2 separate regions of the Homo sapiens genome follow, and region 1 is linked to region 2. A link is an interaction called in ENCODE POLR2A ChIA-PET data of the cell type or tissue named here. Cell type or tissue: MCF 10A. All regions are shown on one strand. Links, peaks and the distances in the headings refer to the core of each region. The heading gives the core; the rest is flanking DNA.

Region 1 (6,008 bases), core at 716-5,715, 89 kb after region 2:
ACATTGTAAGTATTGTTCAGGTTTCTTGAGTGAGACCCCCAATATTACACACCTGCCATCTGCAGTAGCTGCTGACTAAAATTGAATGTTTATAATTCCCTCGTTTTCCTCTATAGCTTTACCACATGGGTTTATATCCCAAAACAAGGTATTATTGACTCATTGCACATATACAAAGAGACAAGTACAAAAATATTCAGTGAAATTATTTGTATTAGCCCAGAAATTTTCATTAAAGGAGAATATAAAAATATATTGTGGTTTTAAAGGCATAAAGATGGGCTAGGCGCAGTGGCTCACACCTGTAATCCTAGCACTTTGGGAGGCTGAGGCGGGCAGATTATCTGAGGTCAGGAGTTCGAGACCAGCATGGCCAACATGGTGAAACCCCGTCTCAACTAAAAATACAACAATTAGCTGGGCGTGGAGGCACGTGCCTGTAATCCCAGCTACTTGGGAAGCTGAGGCATGAGAATTGCTTGAACCCTGGAGGTGGAGATTGCAGTGAGCTGAGATTGCACCACTGCACTCCAGCCTGAGCAATAGAGTGAGAATCTGTCTCAAAAAATTAATAAATACGGATAAACCACAGTTATGCAATTCATATGGATGGATGTTGGAAAGATGTGTGGCGAGGTGAACAAGCAAGTTGCAAACGTACAGTATGATCACATTTTGTGTTTTATAAAACTCAAAGTGGGAGGAGCTTTCCTTTTTCTTCAAAAATTCTAGAAATTTGGAGTTTTTTTGATATCTCCCAATTTTTTTCATATTAGAAAGCAAATTATCATATTAAAAATGCCTATGACTGCCAAATAAAATCTGTCTTTGGATGATATCCTGTGAGCTGCATGCTTCTGACTTCTGCTCTAGGAACTTAGATCAACTCTTGTTTTAACATCTGTGACGCACCTACTATATGCCAGTTCCTTATATTTCGTCATTTAAGCCTCACAACCCCTCAATAGGGCAGAAATTATTATTAGTTTTAGTCCCATCTTATCACTGAGGCACAGAGAGAGGAAGTGGTTTTCCCAAAGCTATACCACCAGGAAGTACCAGAGCTAAGATTTGAACCCCGCCACTCAGCCTCAAAAATCCTATTTGTAATTACTGTGCTAAACTGCCTCTTCCCTCCCACCTGGTGGTTGATTTTTGCTGAAGATGTGTATGTGGTAAATTCACAGACGACACTATTCTCAAGGTTTTCAGTTTCCCTGGAAATAGAGCACTGACTTAAAAAAAAAAAAAAAATAGTCAACCTGGGTTTTGCCTAACAGGAAATTCACAGTTTCATCTTTCAAAAAGAAATTCCGAACTCAGCCAAGAAGCCAAGATCAAGCACATCATGGTCAGCAAGCATCAACAGAAGGTTTTAGGTTGCTGTATGGAGTCTCTCTGGTCTCTGGGTCAATTTTTTATATCATGGTTGCCCTTTATAATGAGGGCATCAATTCTGATGAGATATAGATGGAGATATTCTTAAATAGGTTACAGTATGTGAAGTTTCTGAAGTCAATGGCCATTGTGTCTCTGAAATAAAAATACCTTTGTTTCTTCTGGCTATAAAAGGAATACACATACATTGTAAAGTGTGGAAAGAAATTTAAAATCACCCACAGATATCACCACTGGTAATATTTGGACTACAGCCTTTCAAAAGCTTTTTCACATAGAGATGCGTAATGTAAACATTATAATCATATAGAGGATAGCGTAATCCAGTAGAGTTTTACAATCTTTTTTTTCCTGAGTACTTAAGGAGAATATCTTTTTCCATCAACAGATAAAGAAACACGTAAAAATTTTAAATGGTGATAAATATTCCATTGTATGGATAGGACATATTTATTTAACCTATTAACTTCGCCTTATTGCTGAATGTGGGCTTTATTTTTTTTAAAATTTCTTTCTATTCTAAACAACACTGAGATGAACATCCTTCTATTTGCATCTTTGCACACTTGTCTATTTTTCTTTTTGGGATAGCATCCCAGAAGTAGAATTGCCAAAATTATGCCTGTTTAATGCTTTTGCTACTTATTGCCAAATCACCCTAGAAAGGATAATTTATTGACTTGCACATAAAGGGCTTGCTTAATGGGATTTGATATTCACAAGCTTTGAAGGTGCTATCGCAGCCTGTCATGTCTGGGGCCTGGAGGTCCTCTCTGATGTAAATCAAAACATTTGAGTTAACAACATTCAGCCTTGTCAGTCACCCACAAATTATAGGAGGCCTCCTCTGTCTTTGTCAATAACAAAAAAGGGAAAAATTACTCCAAAATGGCATAAAAATTAGGAACCAGACAAGTAGTCACCAAAAGAAGACAAGTGAGACAACAGTTGAAGAATTTCAGATTTGTAGTGGAGTGCAGCAAGTGAACAGGAATTGTCTGGGTTTATAGAGAAAGGCCTGTAGCATCTGACTCCTGCGTGCTTGGTGACAGGGTCAGTAGCACAGAGCTGGGCACAGAGAAGTCACTCACACAGACGGCAAGGGTGGAAAAGTGTATAGAGGGTTGAGGAGCTTCACTCTGTAGTGGGAGGGTATGATCCTCAACAGCAGCAGAATGTTAATTTCCTTAAGTCTTAAATCTTGCCCTGATATGGTATAGATTTTTCTCTGCAACTCTTTCATATTTTCAGCTCTTGCATTCTGTAGCACCACATGGGAGAATATGTTACTCAAGAGAAAATTTTTAGTGATGTGTGTTTTGTCTTCATTTCTGAAAATAGTCTCAGTTGTGGAAAGGCAAGTAATCCATGTGCAGCATGATTAGGGAAGGAAGGAAAGAAGGAAGGGAGGGAGGGAGGAGAGAGGAAAGGAAGAAAGGAAGGAAGGAAGATAGGAAGAGAGAAAGAAAGAAAGAAATTCAAAGCTTGAGTCTTTAAAATCTTTGCGTCTCTAAAAGAAAAGGATTTAGTTATGGGTCTGATGCATACAGCTGGTATTTCTAGCAACTAGTGTGGGCTTCTTTTTTCTGCTGCAATCTATTCATTCTGTGCATCTTACCACAAATTGCTCCAAGAGGAAACACAGCCTCCTTAGGAGGCTAAAGTCCAACGAACGTCAGATCCAGAACAACATTGCTTTGCGTCTCTATTTAACGTTAGAGCGGATGACTTTTTGACACGTTTATAGCTGACGAGTTCTATAGCCAGTCATGCAGGACGATTACGTTTGAACTAATTTGATGAATCAACTTGATGTTCTCCCATAGCCCCCATAACCTTCAGGAGCATATGTACCCAATTTTCAACTGGAAGTCAAAAAGAAGCTTTGAAATTTGGCTAATCCCATCATATCCGCAGGACCCGTCTGGTGGAATAATCTTGGGACATAAACTCTTGATTGATGCCAAAAATGGGAAGAACCACTTGGTAATATCATCAGGGCCATCAGTCAGGCCCTTGGTAGGTCTTGAGATAGGGTTTCAGAGGCCAGCGATTGTTTTGTGAGTTCTTGAATAATTTTGTGGTGAGGGAAGCAGAGTTCATTGTCAAAGCATTTGGGGGTCAGACCCCGGGGAAAAATCATTTCTCATTGTTGGATTCAGTTTGATGGGGATTTGTGAGAACCGATGAGGAGGCGTAAAGATTTCCTGAGTTACTTTTCCCCATGTCCTGATTTTTTTTTTTTTCCGACTCCTTTCTTGCCAGGAGGCCTGCTAGCATAGTCATTCAGAGCATGAGTGTGGGAGTAAGAATGCCTGGACATAAATCCTGCCCTTACCACACTCCCATCATTGCACAATACTGGGCCAGTCACTTCACTTCTCTGCAACTTGCCTTGCTCTGTGAAATGTAGATAATAATCGTTCATACCCATGGGGTTATACTGGAATTAAATATAACAGTATGTACAAAGGGACATAAACAGTGCCTGATATATAAGCTTTCAGATACTAGAAGCTATTGGCTATAGACTAGTGAATTTTGGTGACTTTCCATGCCCAGAAAGTTGATAGAACTTGATTAATCCAAACAGATTAAGTAAGTAGATGCTATGATTTGAATTCACAGCTGGTATTATTTTTTCCCCAAAATCGTTAGCAAAAAGACTATTGTGCCATCACATAGTAAAACTGATTCTTGCTATCGAGAATAGTCCTTTTCTACAGCTGAGAGTTACTAGTATGTGGAACCGGCTGAAAGCAGGTGGCTTGCTACATCATAAATTGGGTTGGCTGGGTACTTCATGTGTTCATTCCACCCATATTTATCGAGTTTTTCCTACTGCATGCCAGTGTCAATGTGTGATGTGAAAAGAGGAGAATATTTTGGGGAAAAGCGAACATAAGCTCTACCAGTGACTACCTATGTAAGCAAGTCACTTAATCACTCTGGGCCACAGTATCTTCATCATTAAATTGAGATAAGCATGATCCGCCTTCTAACGTCTCCTGCAAGGAGCAGATGGGATTGTATAATCCAAGGGCCTAGGTCAGTGGCTGGCACATAGAAGGTGCTCAATAATTGCTGTTTTTATGCCAGGAATTTGTTTTAGTCGCCCTCTGCATTGATTGATAAAAAGCTTTTTTTTTTTTTTTTTTTTTTTTTGGAGACAGGGTCTTGCTGTGTCACCCAGGCTGGAGTGCAGTGGTGTGATCTCGGCTCACTGCAACCTCCACCTCCCTGGTTCGAGCAATTTGCTTGCCTCAGCCTCCTGAGGAACTAGGACTGCAGGCATGCACCCCTAGGCCTGGATAATTTTTGTATTTTTGGTGGAGACAGGATTTCACCACGTCGGCCAGGTTAGTCTCGAACTCCTGACCGCAGGTGATCCTCCCACCTTGGCCTCCTAAAGTGCTGGGATTGCAGGCATGAGCCACCGTGCCCTGCCAAAAGCCACTTTTTAAATAGTAAGAGGATTTTGGCAGCCTTATAGACTCAGATATCTGGAGAGCGTAGCACAGGACATAGGACATATTATATTCTCGATAAATACTTCTCGAATGAATCAATGAGTAAATGACTAGCTTGAGCTTACTATATTAATAATACACTGTTTACTAGTAAATCAACACGTGGGAAACAATAGACAGAGACTTGTGGGAGCATGGACTTTGAAGTCAGAACTGGGTACAAATCAGGCTTGGAAACACTAGCTAGATGCCCCCTTGGACAGGTTACTTAATTTCTCTGAGGCTCAGTTTTCTCATTTACAAGTTATTTGTAATAACAGCTGCATTAAAGGGTTGTTGGCTTATATATATTATCAATAGCTTTTATTATAGTGCTGCAAAATAAGGTGTCTGCCCCATAGAGGTATTGAAAATCTACTCACTGGGCATCTACTTTGTGCCAGGCACTGGGTACTGGGGATAAAGAGTGAGCAAGACAGACAAGATCCCTGGCTTCAGGGAGATGACGAACTGGTGGGCAGGCTGGACAATAAATAACCATGATGACTTTTGGTGAAATAGAATTTCCAAGAAGATAAAATAGAATAATGTGTTTGTGAGTCGGAAGTTATTTTACAGGAGGTAATCAAGAAAAGCTCCTTTGAGGAAGGAACATGAAAACAGTTACCAATGAGAAGAAGGACCCAAGCATGCCAGGATTTGAGGGCGAGGGCTTCCAGGTTGAGGGAACAGCAAGGGCAAAGGCCCTAAGGCAGAAATGTTTGCTCCAGGGTTCTTTTCACACCACAAACAATGAAGAGAATGGCCCATGGTAAAGTCCAAGATCCTCAAGAGCCCACTCCTGCAGGATCTTATAGGTCAGGATAAAATATTTGGATTTTATTCTGAGTGTGATGGAAACGATTGGCAGGGTTTTCACAGCTGGGTGGCAGAGTCTCACTTCCTTTTCAAGGTGGATTACTCCAGCAGCTGTGAAGATTATAGAGATCAGGATAGCAGGAAGGCAAGTAAGGAGACTCCTGTCTAGAAAGAGATAATTATCACTGGAACAAAGAGGATGGCAGTGGTGAGGGAGGCATGAACGACTTAGGACGTGGTTTGCAGGCAGCACCACAGGATGTAGTAGAGGTGAAGCAGAGA
Region 2 (6,008 bases), core at 529-5,528:
GCCTATAAAATAACAACCCCCTTCGCCTTCACTGCCTCAAAGAAGGGGAAAAAAAGAAAAACATTTCCAGCGTTCTGTTGCTTTCTGACCTTGTGCTTTCTTTATTTGAATAATATTTACAGTATTTTGCCTCTTGCTTCCTCTGCCCCGAGGTCTTCATGGACTCACAGTCCAGGTGCTGAGGCAATGGGACTGCTTCCCCCACACTTCGGTCTCCCTGACCGAAGCCTTAGGCTTCAGAGGGCTCCTCCCCTGGGAGTGCGAAGAGCATCCATTCCACACCCAAGTCCCCTCAGATGCTTCAGTCTGTGCGCATCGGGAAAGCAGTTTGGAGTCATGGACACCCTTGGCGCTTGCAAACTTCTGCGGAATCTGATTCAATCATGCCTTTCCTCCCAACAAGAACAAGACGTTCTTTATGCTACAGATGCAAGAAGCAAAGACTAGGGCAGCTACATAAAACTCGCTTGGCTTTTCCATCTGAAATCCCAATGCCAGAGTCATGTCTGGGAGGGAGAGAAGACTGTCCGCACTTGATGTTATAGCTTACCTCACTTTTGCCCCTTTGTTCATTCTCACAAGGTCAAAAATGACAATTTCCTCCCAAAGATATTTTACCTAAAAAAAAAATGAGGAGAGGTAACCCACTTATAAAAACCCTGATAGATTTTTGCATTTAAGCAACGAATATAGTAAGTACTGTTGAAATGTGCATCACATCCAGATGGGAAAATATCTTTCTGTAAACGCACTGCTTACCTGGACTTCTCTGTCTCAAGTACTCAATTCTGCCTTGGAGCATACAAGCAGCCATGGACAATATGTAAACAAATAGGCATGGTTGTGTTTCAATAAAACTTTATTTATAAAAACAGGTTGTAGGCCAGATTTGTTTGCTGATTCCTGGTCTTTTAGACCCCTGTTGGCAGGTATAGTTTGCTGAACTCTGGTATATTAGGTCTACCCAGAAAGAGGTAAATATTTCTGAATGATTCTTTTTTTTTTCTTTTTCTTTTTTTTTTTTTTTTTGAGACGGAGTCTCGCTCTGTCGTCCAGGTTGGAGTGCAGTGGCGCCATCTCTGCTCACTGGAAGCTCCACCTCCGGGGTTCACGCCATTCTCCTGCCTCAGCCTCCTGAGTAGCTGTGATTGCAGCCACTCACTAGCACGCCCGGCTAATTTTTCTATTTTTAGTAGAGACGGGGTTTCACCGTGTAAGCCAGGATAGTCTCGATCTCCTGACCTCGTGATCTGCTCACCTGGGCCCCTCAAAGTGCTGGGATTACAGGCGTGAGCCACCGCGCCCGGCCTCTGAATGATTCTTTAATTCAAGTCTTCATAAAAACAACATAAAGAATTAATCAAGAGTAAAGTCAAAATTATATAGAAATATCTAAACTCTTTCACTTAGAGGTTACTATATTTAATATATGCATGTATATTTATATCAAACTAAAAAGTATTACATAATCTGTGATAAGAACCTGTAGTTCCTCATAAAGAAATGGTAAAACCCTTGGAGAGCTGTTATATCATGTGTAAGTTAGGATATTGCCTAAGATGCTGTTTAAAAAAAAATTATAGTGGTTTTACATGATAGAAGTGTATTTCTCTCTCTCTCCAACCATACTCAACACATGGTGTCTATCTCTGGCTTGTCCAAGAGGGTGGTGTCAATCATCTCCAGCTGTAACCATTAGGAATTGGGAAAGAGGCACGGGAAGTCACACCCAGCTCTTCTGGGGAGCATCGCACGCCACTTCTGCTCATATCTCATTAACCATAATTTACTCACATGGCCACAACCCAGCTATGAGGGAAGTTGGGAAATGTAGTCTCAAGCTGGGCAACCATCTGCTCCACTAAAATATGAGTGTTACATTGTTGTAATAAAAGACATAAGAGAGAGGAGAAAACACTAGCAGTCTTTTGCATACATCATAATGGAAAAGACTTTAAACTATGGAGTCAGACTGATCAATTTTGGCTCCACTCCTTACCAGTTATGTATTATTAAGGACCATTTAGCCTTTTTGAACCTCAGGTTCCTCATTGGTAAAATGAGAATGATAATAACAACCTCTCAGTTCCTCATTTTATAAGTCTCCCTATATCCCAATCATCCTCACTAGGGAGAGAAATCTGAACAGTCAAATCCACCCATGGTTCCAAATCCAGGCTAAGTTATCCAAGGGCACCGAGTGTTCAACACTGCCCATTTCTCAGTTCTGATTAGTGATATCAAAAGAGAATGGGCCACACCATGATTTTATTACTGACACTGACTTAAATCAAGGTCAGTGAGGAAAACAACTGTTCTGTTATGGGAAGCTTTCTTGAGCACACAGGCTCCAAGTTTTTGTCAGTAAAGTTATTTTCTTTGTGAGATTATTCCTTTTTCTCTTGCACAAAACCTTGCCAAACACTGGTGTACCTTTGTCCACTGAGGAAATAACTAGCCCACGTGTGACTCTCTCTCTTCTTATTGTTTTCTTCATTTGTATATGTCTTTTTTTCTTCTTAGTATTATTGTAATGTCATTAACACAGGGAAAGAGCCCTGTGTCAATGGCCATGGAAACAGAGCAACGGAGCACAGCTTTAATTGAACTACAGCCTCCTTTCCATCACACCTTTTGCTTGGCCCAAACCATTTTGTAATCACTGGAGTATAAATATTGTAGTTTTTGTCCCTTGTTTTGTCTTTCTCTCCATAAGGTCTGAGTGACCTCACACATTCCACTTTTCCAGATAAGACCTAATACCTTCCCCTTCTCCAAAACAATAGATTTTCTCCTCTGATACCTCTCATTCAACATCTACATTTGCAAACTGTTGCAAGGATTTAATGAGGTGATACATGCAAAGTTCTTAGAACCAATCATAATGCACAGTAAATGCTAAATTAAAAGTTGGCTCCTCCACAAACAACATAGAGTTGGTTCTGAGTTTAGCTTCCAATCCCTCCCCACTAAGAAATGGGTCAAGCCATTATCCAAATGTATCTAATGGAATTATCTATGTTCTTTGGCTTAAATTCTTCATTATTCATTCTTCCATGCCAGAGCAGTCTTCACTGAAACATCAAAAGGCTGCTTACTAATATCAGGGAATTCCCTGACTGCAATTGCCCAAAGGACACGCCCTAAACTAAAGTCTAGAACAGCTGTGGAGCTAAAGAAGTAGGCATCCCATGCCATGCTCTGCAAATTGCCTTCCAGTAATTCTTTATTGTACAGGAATGGCTTCTGTCTCTTTATGTTAGCCATTCCATCATGGTTTCCTCTCCCTGAACATTTTCTCTCTCTGCTCAATTGCATCTTCTAAGGCGGCCAAATGGAGTTTTGAAGCCAGCTCCTTTTAGTGTATGGAAATTTCCAGATTGAGATTGTTTCCCATTGGGCAATACCACAAGCATGACTCATCTGATGATGTACTCAATGTGTTCCCTGTCTCTGTAGAACTCTGGAGTCTTATAATTTAACATTATATGCATTATAGGATAAATGGTACATTATAATATGATGAAAATTGATATTAAAAGGCAGAAATCATTGCTGTCAATTTTTAGCTTCTTCACCATAATTTCTCAACTAATGTTAGAGACTCATTTTTTACCTCCCCACTAGGAGTCTCTAGTTTAACCAGATTCATGTGGGTATTTTTTCTCTTTTGTTGTCATTCATTTATTCATTCATTTTTCTACACACTGGTGTTTGTTTGTTTGTTTGTTTGTTTACCACTGGGTCTTGCTCTCTTGCCCAGGCTGGAGTGCAGTGGTATAATCATGGATCACTGCAGACTCAACCTCCTGGGCTAAAGCTATTCTCCCATCTCAGCCTCCTGAGGTAGTTGGGACTAGAGGCATATGCCACAACACCCAGCTAATTTATTTATTTTTTTTTGGTAGAGACGGGGTCTTCCTATGTTTCCCAGGCTAGTCTCAAACTCCTGGGCTCAAGAAATCCTCCTGCCTCAGCCTTCCAAAGTGCTAAGATTACAGGAGTGAACTACCACACCTGGCATAGTTGCACATTTTTAATTAATGCTTATCTTTTGCTAGTCACTGTGCTATTTTTACAAAGATAAAATAATGGGGAAGATAAACAAGATCTTTTCTTTATTAAGCCTCAAATTTGTTCTCAACGTACTAGACTTTTTCTGCTTCTCTGTACCAGTGATTCTATCCAGAACAGCTGCTCCCTTGTTCTTTGCCTATGCAAAGAGTATTTAAAGTCTTTATTCTCCATGGAAGCTTCCCAAATTATTGCAGCCCAGAGTGAAGAGAGAACCTTTCTTATCGCACACACATTTTCTAAATCAATTAAAAATTTGAGGAGTTATAGGTTATGTACAACAAAAAATGATTCTGAATGTCTTAAATTATACATACATATATTATATATGTACATATATTCATTCATTGTTCTTATATATAAGAATTTAATTATATATCTCATATAAAATTATGTATATATCTATACACACACGCACACATATATGTACAGTTGGCCCTTGAACAATGCAGAGGTTAGGGGCATCAACTACCCCAACAGAGTCGAAAATCCACATATAATTTTTGACTCCCCCCCAAACTTAACTACTAATAGCCTACTGTTGACTGGAAGCCTTACTGATAGCATAAACCGTTGATTGAGACATATTTCTTATGTTATATGTATTATATACTGTATTCTTACAATAAAGTAAATTAGAGAAAAGAAAACATTATGAATAAAAACATAAGGAAGAGAAAATATATTTACTATTCATTAAGCGGAAGTAGATCATCATAAAGTTCTTTATCCTCATAGTCTTCAGATGGACTAGGCTGAGGAGGAGAAGGAAGAGGGAAGGTTGGTCTTGCTGTCTCAGGAGTGGGAAAGATGGAAAAACATCTGTGTATAAATGGACCCCCTAATTCAAACTTGTGTTGTTCAACAGTCAGTTGCATATATTTGAAGTATATGAGGGATTCCCCAAATTAATGAGCAATTGGAGAACCAGGTTAGAACCATGGCAATTCAAGAGTAGACAGGAGACAAGGATCACAACATTCTCCTTTTAGCAGGAACAATCAATCACCCAGTTATTTTGGGTGCAAAATAATACCACAGTCCTGTATGCTGCTGATGCCACTGCTCCTGGACACTGGGGAAACTACTGTGAGTGAGTTCAAATGTTCTCACAGCTATAGATTCAAAAGTCCAGAGCAGGCACATCCAACTAGCCAAGTTTTGATTTCGTGGCTGCCAGAGGGATGGTAAAGTCCAGTCTTTCAACTTTTTACAGTGGAAGGTAAAGGCACAATCTCTCACTTACTCTACATGCAATGAGAGTTTCTCTAACACTGGAAAGAGAAATACAAATGACAAAGAAATGACAAGGTCTTTGTCAGAGAAACAGAGCCAACAGGGTAGATAGATGACAGATGATAGATAGATAGATAGATAGATAGATAGATAGATAGATAGATAGATAGAGATTTATTATGAGAAATTGGCTCGCGTGACTATGGAGGCTAGGAAATAAAGCAACCTTCTGTCTGCAAGCTAGAGGCCCAGGAAAGCTGATGGTTTCATTCCCGTTCAAGCCTGAGGCCTAAAAACCAGGAGAGCCAATGATGTAAGTCCTAGTCCAAAGGCTTGAGAACCAGGAACACCAATGTCCAAGGGTAGAAGATGGATGTCCCTGCCCAAGCAGAGAGAGCAAATTCACCCTTCTTCTTCCTTTATTCTGCTCAGGCTCTTGACAGATTGGCTGATGCCCACCTGCACTGGTAAGAGTGATCTTTACTCAGTCTAATGATTCTAATGTTAATCTCCTCCAGAGATATCCTCACAGGTATATATGGAAATAATGTTTTACCAGCTATCTGGACATCCCTCAGCCCAGTCAAGTTGACATGTAAAATTAACCATCATCGTTCCCTCTACCAATCATGACTATATTGTGATCCTTTTAGAAAATTATTATCATTGCCTTTTTTAACCTTTGCACTGTTTATTCT

The links. ChIA-PET counts read pairs that join two places held together with the same protein. Peaks named below come from ENCODE experiments on the same cell type or tissue, not always from the same donor. Only the 100,000 strongest peaks of a DNase experiment are listed, where the experiment ranks them.
Region 1: POLR2A ChIA-PET joins it to region 2 with 9 read pairs; 2 of 35 experiments call an interaction of 5 or more read pairs at or near these places.

The regions. Positions count from the first base shown.
Region 1 is chr20:53,029,114-53,035,121 of GRCh38, forward strand. The region is part of intron 1 of TSHZ2 (teashirt zinc finger homeobox 2); the gene reads left to right. Among named protein-coding and RNA genes, the nearest start is that of TSHZ2, 60 kb to the left of the region's middle. In MCF 10A, for the core only: no CTCF peak of the experiment used is centred there; a DNase peak (open chromatin) is centred at 3,718.
Region 2 is chr20:52,940,255-52,946,262 of GRCh38, forward strand. No RefSeq gene overlaps it. Among named protein-coding and RNA genes, the nearest start is that of TSHZ2, 29 kb to the right of the region's middle. In MCF 10A, for the core only: no CTCF peak of the experiment used is centred there; DNase peaks (open chromatin) are centred at 1,747, 3,157 and 3,377.